3 separate regions of the Mus musculus genome follow, and regions 1 and 2 are each linked to region 3. The links are chromatin loops, found by intact Hi-C in ENCODE. Cell type or tissue: heart. All regions are shown on one strand. Each heading gives the region's core, and the rest is flanking DNA. Links, peaks and the distances in the headings are about the cores only.

Region 1 (4,873 bases), core at 993-3,492, 440 kb before region 3:
AAGAAAGGCAGCTGAGCCCAGACACCCACCATTCTGCTTCCTGATTGCTGCACTGTGACCAGCCACCTCAAGCTCCGGATGGACTGCACCCTGGAACTGTGAGACAAGACAAACCCTTCCAAAGCTGCTTTCCTTGGGACAGCAGATGACTCGGTTCTTGTTTTCTGTATGTTACTTGTATTGTATGTACTGTATGTTACTGTATGGTACCAAACTCAGTGGGAAGGAGACAGCTCCACCCCACACCCTCAGCCCTGCTCCCTGCGTTCACAGCAATCCTCAGGGCTCTATCCACTGCACACATGCGTGCCCAGTGAGTCTTTGATAAAATTAGCTACAGTTTTTCCATGAATATCCTCCTTGCTCATATAGGGTACGTGGAGTTATGCTTGCTAGGAAGTTAAGCTGAACAAACCCTGGAGCTTTTCTCTTCTCGATAACCAGTGAACTTTGACGGTGACCTCCCATTTGCCTCAGTGTGTCTGAGCTAAAGAGTCTTTTGGGCTTCTATGTAGTAGGGGACTCTGCAGTAAAATGCGGGCATGGTGGTGTACATTGTTAAATCCAGGCACTTAGCAAGCACGGACAGGCAGATCTCAAGAGTAGGCAAGCCTGATCTACATTGTGTCCAGCCCCACTAAATAAATAAATAAATAAATAAATAAATAAATAAATAAATAAATAAAACTATGGCAAGCATTTAGTCACTTTTCCTCCACCCGAACGTGGTGACACTACTTGAGCTAGAACACACTCAGGGTGTTGTGGAGTCCAGGACATAGTCTTATGGCTCCAGCCACAGAGTGAGTTCCTCTATTCCTGCCCCTGCCTGGCACGTGAATAACTTCTGACCATTAGCTGGACAGGGACAAAACCCCCACCGCCCTGTCCCAGCCAGCTACAGTCAGTATTCCTGTTTTGAACGGATGGACACCAAGCGAAGGGCATCAACTATTGATTGTATTTCATGGAACAGACTCGGCTCCCTGGGATCCGGGTCACAGACACACAACCTCTACCCCTAGGCAAGGCCCTCAGAAGGCCCTGCTCTGGCGTCACTAGTCACCTGCCACCATCACAGGACTCTTCATCATCCCATCTGTACTTTGTAAAGGAAGTCTCTTGGGACACAGGGCCATGAGCAAGAGCAGAGGTGACCTTCGTGACCAGCACACATCTGCTATTCCTTACTTCTTGTCTACATGCCGAATTCTCGATGTCCCAGTACCACAGAACAGCAGGCTTCAGGGGTGAGGTCACTGTGGGAAAGCCATCGGCTCCCATAGAACCTGGACTCACAGTGACACAACACCCTGGCCCGGGAAACAGGAGGCTGAGAGGTCCTGACATGCCCTCCATTACTCCCATCTCTTTGCCAGCCATGTATGCTGAAGCTATCGAGCGAGGCCAAAGGTGACGGGGGTGGAGCCCCCTCTGGCCCACTTCTCTCTGCTTGTCATGAGAGTTCATTTGCTGTTCTTTTCACATTGATTGGCACTATATAAGATGGGTAAATTGATTTAATATTTAATTTTTTTTCCTAGATTCGCATTTGAAACTGCCAATATTAAAACGTGGCGAGCAGAGAGAAGTCAGGGCAATTCATACTGTCACTGTCACAATTTCCTTTTCTGTCAGCACTGAGTCCTGTAAACTACATGGCTGACTAGAACTGGAAAAAAAGCTAGGAGGGAGAGAGGGAGAGAGAGAGGGAGAGGGAGAGGGAGAGGGAGAGGGGAGAGGAGGGAGAGAGGGAGAGGGAGAGGGAGGAGAACAGAAAGAAACAGAGAGGAGAGACAGGCAGGCAGGCAGGCAGGCAGAGCGACAGACAGATTTAACAGCCATTCCTCTCAGAAATTGTTGGAAAAGTGTTCTAAGTACTCATTCTGAAAGACTAAGACATTGTAAATGTCTCCATTATTTTTATTACTTCATTTATTTTCCATTCATAAGGTTCCCTGGGTGATTCAAGAACTCAGTGCCTGCAGTAGCTAATAACTATACACTAGGGGGCAGCAGCCACCGCCAGTCTACTGGCCGGTGCTGCGAAGCTAGGTGAACCGATCGGAGCAAAGGCGGGCCTCCATACCCAGGAAGGGAACTGCTTGCAAGAATCATTGATTCTGAAAGAGGATGTTCTTCTTATGCCAAGGACCTAAATGGGTCCTTTACCAGTGAAGAAACAGCAGTGAGCGTGTTTTATAGGCTAATATGTCACTGAGTGTCTCTGAGGCAACGGGACGTCACATTTTGTAGAATCTTCAAATGTAAAATTAGTGTTTCTGTAAGGTCTTGTAGTAATTGGTGGTTTCTTTCTTTTCTTTTTTTTTTTTTTAACCTACTATGAATTTGACCCATGCTGCAGAGGTCACTATAATCAAGTGTGAACACTTTGTAGTAGAGGCTTTGAGGGACACTGCCAGGGTTAGGGTGACAGACACCGACTGGCTGGGAACACTGGAGCGTCAGAGTGTCACATGAGAATGTTTACAAAGGCAGGGCTGTCTGTTACTTCCCTGGTTGCTATGACAAAATGTCTGGCAAGAGCAACTTATGGAAGGCAAGGCGGGTCGAGAGTCTGTCACGGTGGGGTGGGGTGGGCACGGAGCGTATGAGCTACTGTTCGCACTGTATCTGCAGTCAGGAATCTGAGCCAGATGAACGCTGATGCTCAGCACACTTCCTTCTTTTTATCTGGTCTAGGACCCAGAGCACAGCATGGTGCTAACCATGGTTGAGGTGAGTCTACCCCTTAACGCTACCCAGAAACTCCCTTACAGACACACCCAGAAGTCTATCTCCCAGATCCTGTAAAGATGGCAATATTAACCACCACAGGGGGTTACTTACAAAGCTAGGGCAGAGGGCAGCATCACCCAGGGCTCGAGTGTTCCCAAAGACAGCTTGGAATACTGTACTCATGTGATCCAACAAAATACCCAAGTAAGAATTTTATTAAAAGTAGATTTAAAGTTCCATAAGACAGCACAATAAGAAACCACTTCTGACTCCAGACTCCGAGACAACACTTAAGAGAGAGCATCTTTCTACCCGAGTTAGTGGCTCTCAAATAGAGCAGTTCCATAAACCAGGGGACATGCAGAAATTCCCAGAGCTGTCTTTGGTGGTCCCAGAAACTGGAGGCATTATTTCCCTTTAATATGGTGGTGAGATAACTCAGTGGCAAGAAGACAGCATTGCCATTTTTAAAGTGGGCCAAGGACTCTGACAATTTGCAAATCATGTGAGCAGTCTCCAGGTTCATGGGAAAAACAAAAAAAAACAAAAAAAACCAAACAAACAAAAACAACCCCAACAAATTAGACAAACAAGACAGAAGTGACAATAGTGAGTGTGGAGAAAGGGGCTCCTGGCACACACTGGTGAGCATGAAAGCCACACAGACATCCTGGATAACAGCATGGGAATCCCACATGGAGCCAGCATGCCTCTCTGGGGTCTACACCAAAGGTGAACGTCACTGTGTCGAAGGGATAACCACACCCATGCCTACTGCAACACACTTCACAACAGCCATGTGGGATCTCACACACACACACACTTGCAGTGTGCACATGCATGCACATACACATGATGACCTATTACTCTGTTCTACAAAGGAAGAAATTCGTTATTTGTGACAACACAAATGAACCTGGAGGACATTATACTTAATAATAATAATAATAAATAATAATTCAGACAAAAAGACAAGTATCCATATTCTTATTTAGGAGTGGTGTGTATGTATGTGTGTTTATGTGTACATGAGTGTGTATATGTGTGTGAGTGTGTGTATGCATGTATGAGTGTGTATATGTCTGAGTGTATGTATGTGTGTGCATGTGTATGTGTGTATGTATGTTTGTGTGCATGTGTGCATATGTGTGAGTGTTTATATGTGTGTGTGAATGTGTATATGTGTGTATGTGTGTGTATGTAAGGGCTTGTTTCTGCGTGTGTGTGTGTGTGTGTGTGTGTGTGTGTGTGTGTCTTCAGATTCAGAAGTACAGACTTGCATAGCAGCTGGGAGGAAGCAGAGTGGATTGGGGTAAGGGTTCAGATTTGGGCCAAGTACATAGCATGAGCTTGACATCAGGAATACTCCTGACAATTCAGGGGACAGCAGGGCAGTCAGAGGTAAACAGCTAAGGCGCGTGCTTCAAATGTCTCACTGTAAACTCTGATGTGATAGGTCAATAGACAGGTTATTAGTTAATGTCATCACCTCACATACAACAAATATCAGCACTCTACAAACGCAACCGTATGATGATCTGCTCATCAAACTCATTGTTGGTCAGATGTGATTAATTTAAAGACCCGGAGGGAGCAGGTTTGTTAAGCTTCTAGGGTACATGGACCAGACCTCAAAACAAAGAATTATCGAATGTGGCACTTGCCTATAATCTCAGCATTCAGAATTGGGAATTGAAGGCTAGCCTTGGCTACCTGGGGTCCTGCCTCATACAAGAAAGGAAGTAAAATTATTGTCTTCAGCCTCTTCTGACCTTTAACAATCCCTCACTACTCTACATATAAGCACGAAGTATTTTTAGCGTGGTTTGAATAGATTTGAGAAGTTCTGGAACACAACTACAGGTGAGCTGGGGAGAGAGTGTGATGTCAGGGTGTCAGACATCACATGCTCACACGTACCCACCAGGAGCTATATCCCTGGTCCTTGGATTCTGGGGACAGTCACTCAGTTTTCCGGGTGCTCCGCTCTGCCAGGTTAGCTGTTGAGCACAGTTGCTGTTTCTCTTGCCATCCACAGCTCAGCTGGTAGAACTGAGTCGGCTCTGGCTCCCGGAGATTCTGAGCACACATGTCACACATCTATCTGGAGCAGTTTCCCCAGGAGCAGCAACTG
Region 2 (4,873 bases), core at 993-3,492, 49 kb before region 3:
TTGAACAACATGAAGTTTAGAGTTCAATAGCGTAAGTACATTGTGAAAAGTAATTTTACACTGTGTATCAACAGCCACAGGAATTAAACCCCTTGAAATTTACCCTAGGAAAATCATCAGGACAGCAGACAAAGATTAATGTATAGGGTGTTAATCACAGCACAATTTATAATATCAATTATATTAGGAAACCAAATGCTTAACAATAACAAGTGATTATATAAATTACAGTACATTCAAATGATGCCTAATTATGCAGATATTAAAATTACATTTTCAAAGGCCATTTATTGATTCAGAAAAATGCTCATGAAAAAAATTAAAGCTTTCATTTTGAGAAGATTTCCATGTAACCAATTAAAGTGAGCATTATTCCTGTTTTCTTCTGGTTTTCTATTTAACACATCTTCCTGCCCACAAAGCATCTAACATTTCTTCATTTATTCCTCTTATGTTGTTATTTTGTGGTTTGAAACAGGGTCTCATGCTAAAGCTTAGGCTGGCCTGGAACTCACAGCTGTCCACTTGTCTCAGCCACCTGAGTTCTGAGATTACAGAGGCATGGGCCATGACACCCAGCCCTCTTCATATACATCTTATTTCAGCCAAGAGTCAAGTAAAGAGACTCAGACAAGAGCAGACAAGTTGCCCGATGAAGCCAGAGAGGTGATGTGGCTTAAGACATGATGAAGTAGACAGAGGAATGAGAAATGCCCTAGACAGTCGTAACAACTGTTTCCAAAAGAAATCCCAAGGAGAGAAGGGATGGGTGGAAACAGGAAAATGGAGACCAGTGCACAGACAAGCCCTAAAGGCAGGGAGGGCTGCGGGGTGGTAAAGAAATTCACAGCAGGACACTGCAGAATCAAAGCTGAAGAATTTCCCTTTGTGATATATTAATAGTTTTATGTAGATCAGACAAGACACTTACAGGAAGCACTATTTGTTTCTTGTAAAGTTGACCATAGGAAGGGCCCAGGGGGTTGTCTAGGCTGAGAAGCAGAACCGCGTCCCTGCCATGAAAAGCATTAGCAACAAAACCCGAAAGTCTGAGAGCACCAAAATAAACTGTCTGTGTGAAAGGTGATTATGGTAACCGAGGAGGGAGCTGCGGTTCAGTTCTCGAATGACTGGGCTGTGCAGAGGCAGCCACAGATCTGCAAGGTCATCAGCTGCCTTCCTGTCCCGCTCCCACCTTCTGAGGAAAGCTGCACAGGCAGGACCCATCCACAGCCCCTCCTGAGAAACAGCTGCCCGGCTTGCACTCTCTGCATGCGCGGAAGACGTTTACATAGTAGGTTCACAGGGAACACGGCTGACCAGAAAACCAAATACAATGTCCCAGCCTAAAGCAAGCAACAGGGTCCACTCATGTAAGAATCAAAAGAGCCCAAGGTCGGTGAAAGTTGCTAATCTTTTCATGGAAAACCAGTGGTGGAATTAACTCCATAAGGAAAGTGGCACATGCCGAAGAGGGAATGATTTCCTATTTCTCTAAATGAAAGAAGCAGCCAGCTGTACCATCGGCTACACACAACAGAATGGAGCCTGCACGATGTCCATGTCGGGAGTTCACCCTGACGACGACGACTTTCTAAAAGGACCTCTGTGGACTCAGATAAAGCACGGGGCTGATGTGTTCAGCAGCTCACAACCCACTTCCTCCCTTACTCAGCCTGGTCCTCTCTCTGTCCGGAAGCCTGGCTTCCTTCATGTAGCTGTGTGATGTGGCATACCCTCATTGCCCTGTGAACTACTGCTTTGCCAAAGTTTTGCTTGGGGGAAGTTTTTACAAAGCCCTCTGCAGGACCCTGGCTGTTTCCGCATCTGCCACCTCCTCACTTCCTCTCTGACCTCTCTGACTGCCCCAATTCATTGGGATCAGTGAACTTCACACTTGCTTCTTAGTTGTGTGTTCTCTTCGAGCTAAGACCCATTCTTTAGTTGTGTTTTCTGCTCTTCCCTACTAAGATGGAACTGACCTAACACGATCTTTTCTCAGGTTTGATGTCCACTCCTATGCCGGTGTCCTCAGACTTCAAGTTTGCTTGATGCATGATGCTACTCACACATGCCAAGAGACAGCCACCACAGATGGGGCAGGACCCACTGCCCAGGAAGAATATGTAGCAATTCTAGTCCCTGCTCTGCCCTAATCTCTGCCTCCTCCCCTGACTGGCCTCAGCCTCTAAGGCAACTCCCTCCTTCCTGTGGTCCTGTGTCTCAGCATTACTTCTGGCATGCTACGTGATGCTAACTCTCATCTGGGGATTTATTTATTTCTGTTCACATTCAAGGTTATTCTCTCTCGTTCTTTTTTTTTCCCCCTAGTTTGACTCAGCCTCCATCACCTGACTTTTCTTTCTCTCTGAAAGAGGACTTTCCCACATCCTGAATCTCCATCTTTCTACTTCCCTCAACTTGTCTGTCAGCTTCTATTTTTGTTCCTCGATACCTAACATGCCTTTCCATGTCTGCAGCTGTAACTTAGCGCCCTCGCCCTGTGGGCCTGTGTCTGTGTCCTGGCAGTCTATGAGAACCCCGTGTGTCTCACTGCATCAACTGCTTCACCAAAGTGCAGCAACCTGAGCTGGTAGCTTTTAGAATCTGATTTCTTCCCTGAAGACTTTTTAAAAACATTATTCAAATTTATACCCATTAGATGGTCACAAAGGTAGAAGGGCACAGGAAATGTCCAAAGAGCAACCTTTAAAACTAAAGAACCTTTAAAACTGTTCAGAATCTGACCTTCCATCCATCATTGTTTACTTAATCAACAGAAGAGATGGATGGGAAAGCAGGTAGGAGAGGGGGCTGGTGGGAGGAAGTGGCTGGGACGTTTGAGATGTTTTCAAAAACCTGAACTTTATTCTCTAAAACTGATAGGGCCTCTTGGAGACAAAAGTCAAGTCATTATGTGCATACTTAAAGTTTTAAGTTTTAAACCTGAGTTAGAGGATATAAGCTTAAATTTGAATGTGTTTGTAGAATTGAGCTTATCAAGTAACTCCTAACAAATATTGATACTTACAAACAACAGAACGGAAACCGTTACTCTGAAGAAACCTAAGTCTTAGTTTCAGTCATAGTCAAGTGAAGAGCAAACTTACTGACTTCTATTAAAGGCTCGCCAAGCTGTGATTTAGGACTGAGCTCCCTGCTGGGCTAGCCCTGGCTAAGGTGTGGAGCACCTATACCCAATTCTTTCACATTCTGCGTCCACAGAAGCCTCTCCTCCCTGTCCTACGGCTCTGGCTTGAGACTGCTTACTCCTTCCAGACCCAGAAGTCGTCCGCCCAAGCCTCCTTTCCCTTTCAACTCCTCCTTAGCCAGAAGTCCTAGTCAGAAGCCGTCTGCCCGAGCCTCCTTCTCTTGTCAATTGCTCCCTAGTGTACCCTGAATTGCATGACTAGCCCTGCTGAGGACTTAGCATTTTCTCCAACTGAAACCTAGGAGGGCAGGCACCGAATAAATCAGAGCACCAGATTGTAAACATAAAACAGTAAGTCGTGGGCATGAGACACAATAGCCAGACAAGCAAGACAGATGCAGATAAAAACATGGCACCTGATGGGCCAGAATGTAGATGTTGTGTCCAACGTCTTTTGGAGAAACACCATCATCCCCTCCCTCCTCGTCCCCATGGTCACATTCCAGGCCTTGGTTATAGGCATTCTTCATGACATCCACCTAGAGACAAATAAATAAATAAATAAATAAATAATAAAGTCTGAAAGGTGGTGGCAATGCTTCAGGTTGTCTAATCATGAACACTGTGTACCCATGCACGAATCTAATTGAGCTCACCAAGCTAACAGCCAACTATACCCAGAAATCATTAAACTAAGGCCAAAAAATATGTCTATAAATAAATTTGTTTATTGATGTTGATATATATATATATATCAACATCAATAAACATATATCAAAAGGCATCTGTATATAGCTAAGTAGAGCATGGCAAGTTAGTTAAGAAAAGTGCTTAAAATATATCAGGCTGGATTGATAGCTCAGGATTAAGTGTGCTTCCTGCTCTTGCAGAAGACCCCAGGTCAATTCCCAGCGCCCACATCCAGGTTCTCTACTCTGGCTCCAGGGCATCCAACACTCCAACACCCTAGCGCATCCACCATCCTGAGTCACAAGGGCCTTCACTACGTGTTTTCTGCTCCCCAGTGCCAGTCATCCTGCTCCTACCAACCCAGTCAGAGCAGGGTGGATGCCACCCAACTGCCATAGCCTGGAGAAGTGTTCTCACCAGTTCCCTGGGTCTCATGTTGAAAAGAATTCTCTCTGCATTCTCACTGTCATGTCTGCTCTCCATAATGGCCAGCAGAAGCTTGGAGGCGTTGTTCTGAGGACAAAGACGGGGTCAGTGCACATACAAAGTCCACAGCACAGGTCAAAAATCCCCTGCATTGGTGGGAACTCAGATCACACAGCCCTTTTCATATTCTCAATCAGATGAAAGCTGAAACTTATTTTTATTTTGTCATACTAACATTTGAAAATAGAAGGTTTTAATTTACTTCATTGTTGATACAAAGTAAAAGTCATGAAAGATGGGAGGATATTTTAAATCACAGGTGTTTTTAATGGGAAAGTGGCTACACACCACACTGAATAGAACTATGGCTTCTTTTAGTGCTTCCTCCGTTAGATTTCTATAATGATACTTTAATAAGACAATCAGATGAACAGGCATCAATGACATTTTATAGACACGGCTAGAACTTAGAGAATTTAGCACAACCATTTAAAAAATGAAGTAGTAATATTAGTAGCATACTGAAATTGCACATAAACGTGTGAGTCACTGTTGAGAATAGATATATGAAATTAAATTCATGAGTTAGAGAGAGAATGATTTGCT
Region 3 (4,873 bases), core at 824-3,323:
AAATGGGGATTTCAACAAACTCCCATCCGGAGGTTTTAACGAATAAGAGAAAAATAAAAAGACCTTTTGCAAGAGGGAAAAAAATGAACAACATTGGTTTTGTTACAGTTTAAGAGGAACCTACCCAAAATCACAGAACTGAACAGCTAATCCCTGTTGACACAGCAGAGTGGACTGAGTCTGGGCTTCAGGGCCTTTGATTTCTACTCACAGCCATTAGCATCGGTCTGACTGCTGAAATCCTGCAGGCAGGAAGCCAGAGGCGGTCAGGAGAGCTGAGCCCAAGTTGGCTGTATTCTGGGTTCTCTGTGAGGCCCCAGGGAAGATAAATGAACCCTCAGCCTCTCTCCCTACACCGACCGACCGCTGCCTTCCTGCAGACTCCAGATCTCCTTCTGAGAGATGCAATCTGAAGTCTCAGCCATATAATAAGGGTGAATTTCTGACTGGTCCCAATTCCACAACTCTCACAAAGAAAGTAAAATCTGCCCAAAGTTTCTAACTTCAGATAACCTTCTAGGTTATCTGAAGAGCCGGAAAGATGGCCCCACAAGGACAAAGGCCCCAAGGGTCTGGCACCCTCCACGGCCCATGTGGATACCTGCATATGCAGATGCACATACACAAACAAAGATAAAATAAAAATCTTTTAAAAAGAAAAGTCCACTTGAACTCATAATTTAATTTTTTCTCACTAATGTTCCTTAAAATTTGCAAATTTCCTTTTTCCTTCATAGACCACGCATTGGGGGAAAATACTGGTTGCTACCTACACAAATTCCCAAAAATAATGTCCAGTATGTTACTTTTGTAGTAGTAGTAGGAATAGTTGTTGTTGTTGTTGCATTAATTGCTGAATCATCATAAAAATATTTTTAAGTGATGTGGGACAAGTTTTTCTAGTGAGGAGGACTGAGTTGCTTCCCTCCACTTCATTATTTGTCCGTATTACATAATACTTAATTTTCTCTCTTCAGGAGCATAATGAGATACAGACAGACAGACAGCAAATGTCCTTGCTGGAATTAGTGTGCACACTCATCAGTTATGTGCAGCCGATCAACATCTGCTTTCTAGTACAGAGCGGCCAAAGCTTCTCTCACGCAGACTCACGGATCCTTCAGAGCAACTGAATTTCAGGCAATGGCATTGCACAGCACGTGACTTGTCTCCAGTGAAGCACAGCGCCAGACACTGCAGGAGTTACATAACCACAGGCTGCTGCTGGCAGAGCCGCCTCAGTGGCTCAGCCGTCCGTGTCTCCTCCAACCACACCCTGCAGCTCTGATATGCAGTGTACACATGTGTTGTCATGTGCCTGGGGACTTTCTTGGCAGTGAACACAAGACACGGTTTCCTGCCTACCAGTAGGGAGAGGTCTTTTTTAAAAGTGATCACACTGTATACAGATCATATCAGGACAGAAGTCACCACAAGCCACAGCAAAAGCAGGTGTCAAATGTACACTGTACAACTCTCCCCCTGCCCTTTCAAATAAACTTTTAGATTGTGGCTACATTGGGATAATTTATTTAAGATGTTATAGTAAGTATAACCAATTGTCAATCATAAGTGTTTCTCCAAATGTGAGCCCCAAGGAACAACTAACTCCAGACACACATGGTTTGTTCCCAGCGCTTGGACAGAACACGCACTATCATGAGATATCATGAGTATATCTAGTTTCCTGGTGATGCTACTCTGTTAACGCTGAGCTCACATGAGTGTGGTGAATGTGACTGAGCATCTACGCACCCCCAGGCCTTCTCTTATGCTAATGCTGGGCCCTAGTGAAAAAGCACTGAATGCCAAATGGACACCTATCCTTTTCTGTATTCGAATTCTCATTCTAAAAAAAAAGTCTATCTACATACAAAGATCCTGAACCCAGGTATAAAGCAATCAATGTGTGCCTGCTATTTTCAAAAACAAGAGCTTGGCAGGCAACCTGCGATGGTATGAACTTGACACATGAAGAGAAAGCAGAGACTACCCACAAACACACAGAAGAAGTGACAAACATGTGTTTTTCAGGATTCCAAGATGCACCTATGTCTTTATTAAATACCAAAGTAATACCGAAGGAAGCGATTTAATATTACAGTAGCTAAAATTAAACAGGGGAAGAGTTGTTTAAAATAACACCAATGACTAGAATTCTGAATAAAACCTGAACTAGATTTAGGTAGAAACAGTTTTGATCTCACCTGGCTTGAATATTTAAAATTATATAGTGAGAATTCAAAGTATCAATGAGAAGAAATGAAAACATTTATATAATTTAAAGGTTTGTACTCAGCTACTCCAAGAGACATCATTTATGGAACAGTGACGCCTACTGGTAACTTGTGATATTGCATCTCAATTGTAGCCCTGCTCTATGGTCTGCCCACTGACATCTAAGGAGGCAGGGAGGCCATATACACAGGTGTTGAAGTTGGAGCAACCAAAATATGTTATAGACACTCAGAAGTATGTCACAAATAATGCTATTAGTTTGTGCAAATAATTTATGCTTAAAAAATGAATCCAGGCCTGACAAGATAGGCAAGTAAGCCTGGTTCAAACCTAAGCTTAATCCAGCCTCACTCACAAAGTTGTCCTCCTCCACAGCACCCACTATAGTAAGTGATTTTCAAAAGATTTCAATGTAAATATTGCTACCAGGAGGTGAGCCATGAAGACAGGGACCAGCAAGAGAGCAGCATCCTCAAGTCCCTATGGCCTGCCCATCACCAAAGCTTTCCAAAGCCCAGGTCTCCACGCCCTCTCTTCTATACCTTCTGTCTGATACATTTTAGTTTGGGTTTTATGACAGACATACAAAGTTATCCTTGATCAGATATATCTCAAATACATCTCAGAAGTTCCGGTCTGGACAGCTACAGTCCTCTTCCACGGACCTCACTGTCTTGGGTATTGCTCACCAACGTCATCACATCAGGTACACCTCAAAGAGTGAGCCAGCTCTCATCAAAACCCCCAAGCCAGTAAGTTCAGGGATGAATTCCACTCTCACAGCCTTGACTATCATACCTTGGGAAGATAGTTTGAACTCTCCAAATCTATACTCCAGGATGACAGAAACAAGCCTCCATACCTCACAAACAGGAAACTCAACACACGGCAAACTGTATCCTGAGCATGGTGTGTGCATACGTTTGCCTGTGCTCCATCCTAGGCAGTGATCCCCATCTTCTAGGATATTTCTCTTTCCGTGACCCTAAGGCCTATAAGACTTACTTCTTAAAATTAGCTCTTCTCATGGGCCTGGAAAAACGGCTCAGTGGTTAACAGCACTGGCTACTCTTGCTCAGGAGCCTGGGTTCAACTCTCAGCTCCCACGGGGTGGCTGGGTACCCTCTGTAACTCCAGTTCCCAGGATGCCATGCCCTCTTTAGGACTCTACAGGTACTGCATACACATGGTACATATACACGCATACAAGCAAGACACCTCTATACATAAAGCAATAAGAATTAAGTCTTCAAAGTGTCATTTCTCTCTCCATTCCTGAGCCATTCATGGGACACAATTTATACCTAGTTAGACCAGTATAACCCTGCCAGACCCAGAACCCAGCTTCTGAGTCCATCGCTGTCAACATTCCTGCTGGGATTCATCATCCATGAATCAGGAGTCTTGGCTCCCATTGCAGTACCAAACAGTCTCCAGCTCCTTGCTCTCCGCCTCATGCAGACTGCTCTGTCCTCTTTCTCATCATAGAATCTACATTCTTCATTGGCTTAGGTGAGTCCAGGACACTTTGTATACATTGCAGTCAAAGAAACGCACGGGGTTCTTAGTCTCATAAAAGTCACTGTCATTGAGGAAACACATAACTACAAGAACAGAAGTGATCCAGAAGGGACATCCTCTGAAACTCGCTAAGACAGACAGTAAGTGAGGAGCTGTGTCTGATAGGCTCACCCTGAGAGGCACTGGATGTGACTCTAAAGAAGCAACCAGGCACACGGACTACAATAGGAACAGCATTCCAGGCAAAAGGAACAGACAATGTAAAAAGCACCAATGAAGAAAGAGAGAGGACATGTGACCACGGGACAGTCACACAGGAGAGAGAGGCTGGGATGCTCGACGGAATGCTGGGCCCTATGGAATCTGGTAAGAAATGTGAATTCCTCTTGACCAGTAACAGAAAACCCTTGTGGGGCACTAAAAGGCACATGACATGAGTTAAGACATGCTGTACAACCTTTACAGAAAGAGCAGACTGACATTCACAAACGTGGGGACAGAGGAATTGGGAGGTCATGTGCCTTGCCTCCTCTCAGTTGCTGACATGAAACTCCACCCGCCAAAAGCCACTTACAGAAGAAATGGTTTATTTCAGCTTCCAGACCACTATCCATCATAGAGGGAAGTCAGAGCAGAAACTCAAGGAGAAGTTTGAGTCACAATCCATCGGGAGAATTCTGATAGATGGCTTGCACCCAGGGTCATGCCTAGGTAGCTTTCTTACATAGCCCAGTATCACCGCCTAGAGAATGGTGCTGCCCACAGTGGGCTGGACCCTCACATCAGCTAATAATCAAGATAGTCATCCATAGATGTGAAAGCTCTCCCTCAGTAATTCAAGTCTGGTGAGTCAAGCCTAACAATAGACGCCAAAAGGCTGCAAAGTTGGCTCAGCCATTAGGAACATTGGCTACTCTCCCATAGAAAACCTGTGTTTGGTTCTCAGCACCCATATCAGTGGCTCACAACCACCTGTGACTCTGGGTCTAGCGCCCTCAACTGTCCTGTGCAGGCATTTGCACTCACAGCACAAACCAACACAGAGAAACACATGCACACATGCACACACATTAATGATAAAATCTAATCTTAAAAAAAAAAAATCTTGGCTGCC

What was found. Hi-C counts contacts between places; a loop is a spot of excess contacts. Peaks named below come from ENCODE experiments on the same cell type or tissue, not always from the same donor. Only the 100,000 strongest peaks of a DNase experiment are listed, where the experiment ranks them.
Region 1: a loop joins it to region 3, with 9 times the contacts of the local background. A loop is called at or near these places in 40 of 42 quality-filtered maps.
Region 2: it touches region 3 in a loop (2.2-fold over the local background); 2 of 42 quality-filtered maps call a loop at or near these places.

The regions. Positions count from the first base shown.
Region 1 is chr6:145,828,278-145,833,150 of GRCm38, forward strand. No RefSeq gene overlaps it. Among named protein-coding and RNA genes, the nearest start is that of Gm38927, 12 kb to the right of the region's middle. In heart, for the core only: no CTCF peak of the experiment used is centred there; a DNase peak (open chromatin) is centred at 2,054.
Region 2 is chr6:146,220,442-146,225,314 of GRCm38, forward strand. Itpr2 (inositol 1,4,5-triphosphate receptor 2) reads right to left here. Exons shown (of 57, transcript NM_019923.4): 44 at 4,259-4,354; 45 at 3,568-3,690. The region is part of intron 1 of Gm35596 (a long non-coding RNA gene); the gene reads left to right. Among named protein-coding and RNA genes, the nearest start is that of Gm35596, 3.1 kb to the left of the region's middle. In heart, for the core only: a CTCF peak has its summit at 2,503; a DNase peak (open chromatin) is centred at 1,700; H3K27ac peaks cover 1,591 bases.
Region 3 is chr6:146,270,100-146,274,972 of GRCm38, forward strand. All of the region lies in intron 37 of Itpr2 (inositol 1,4,5-triphosphate receptor 2), which reads right to left. Among named protein-coding and RNA genes, the nearest start is that of Gm35596, 53 kb to the left of the region's middle. In heart, for the core only: CTCF peaks have their summits at 1,371 and 2,344; a DNase peak (open chromatin) is centred at 1,232.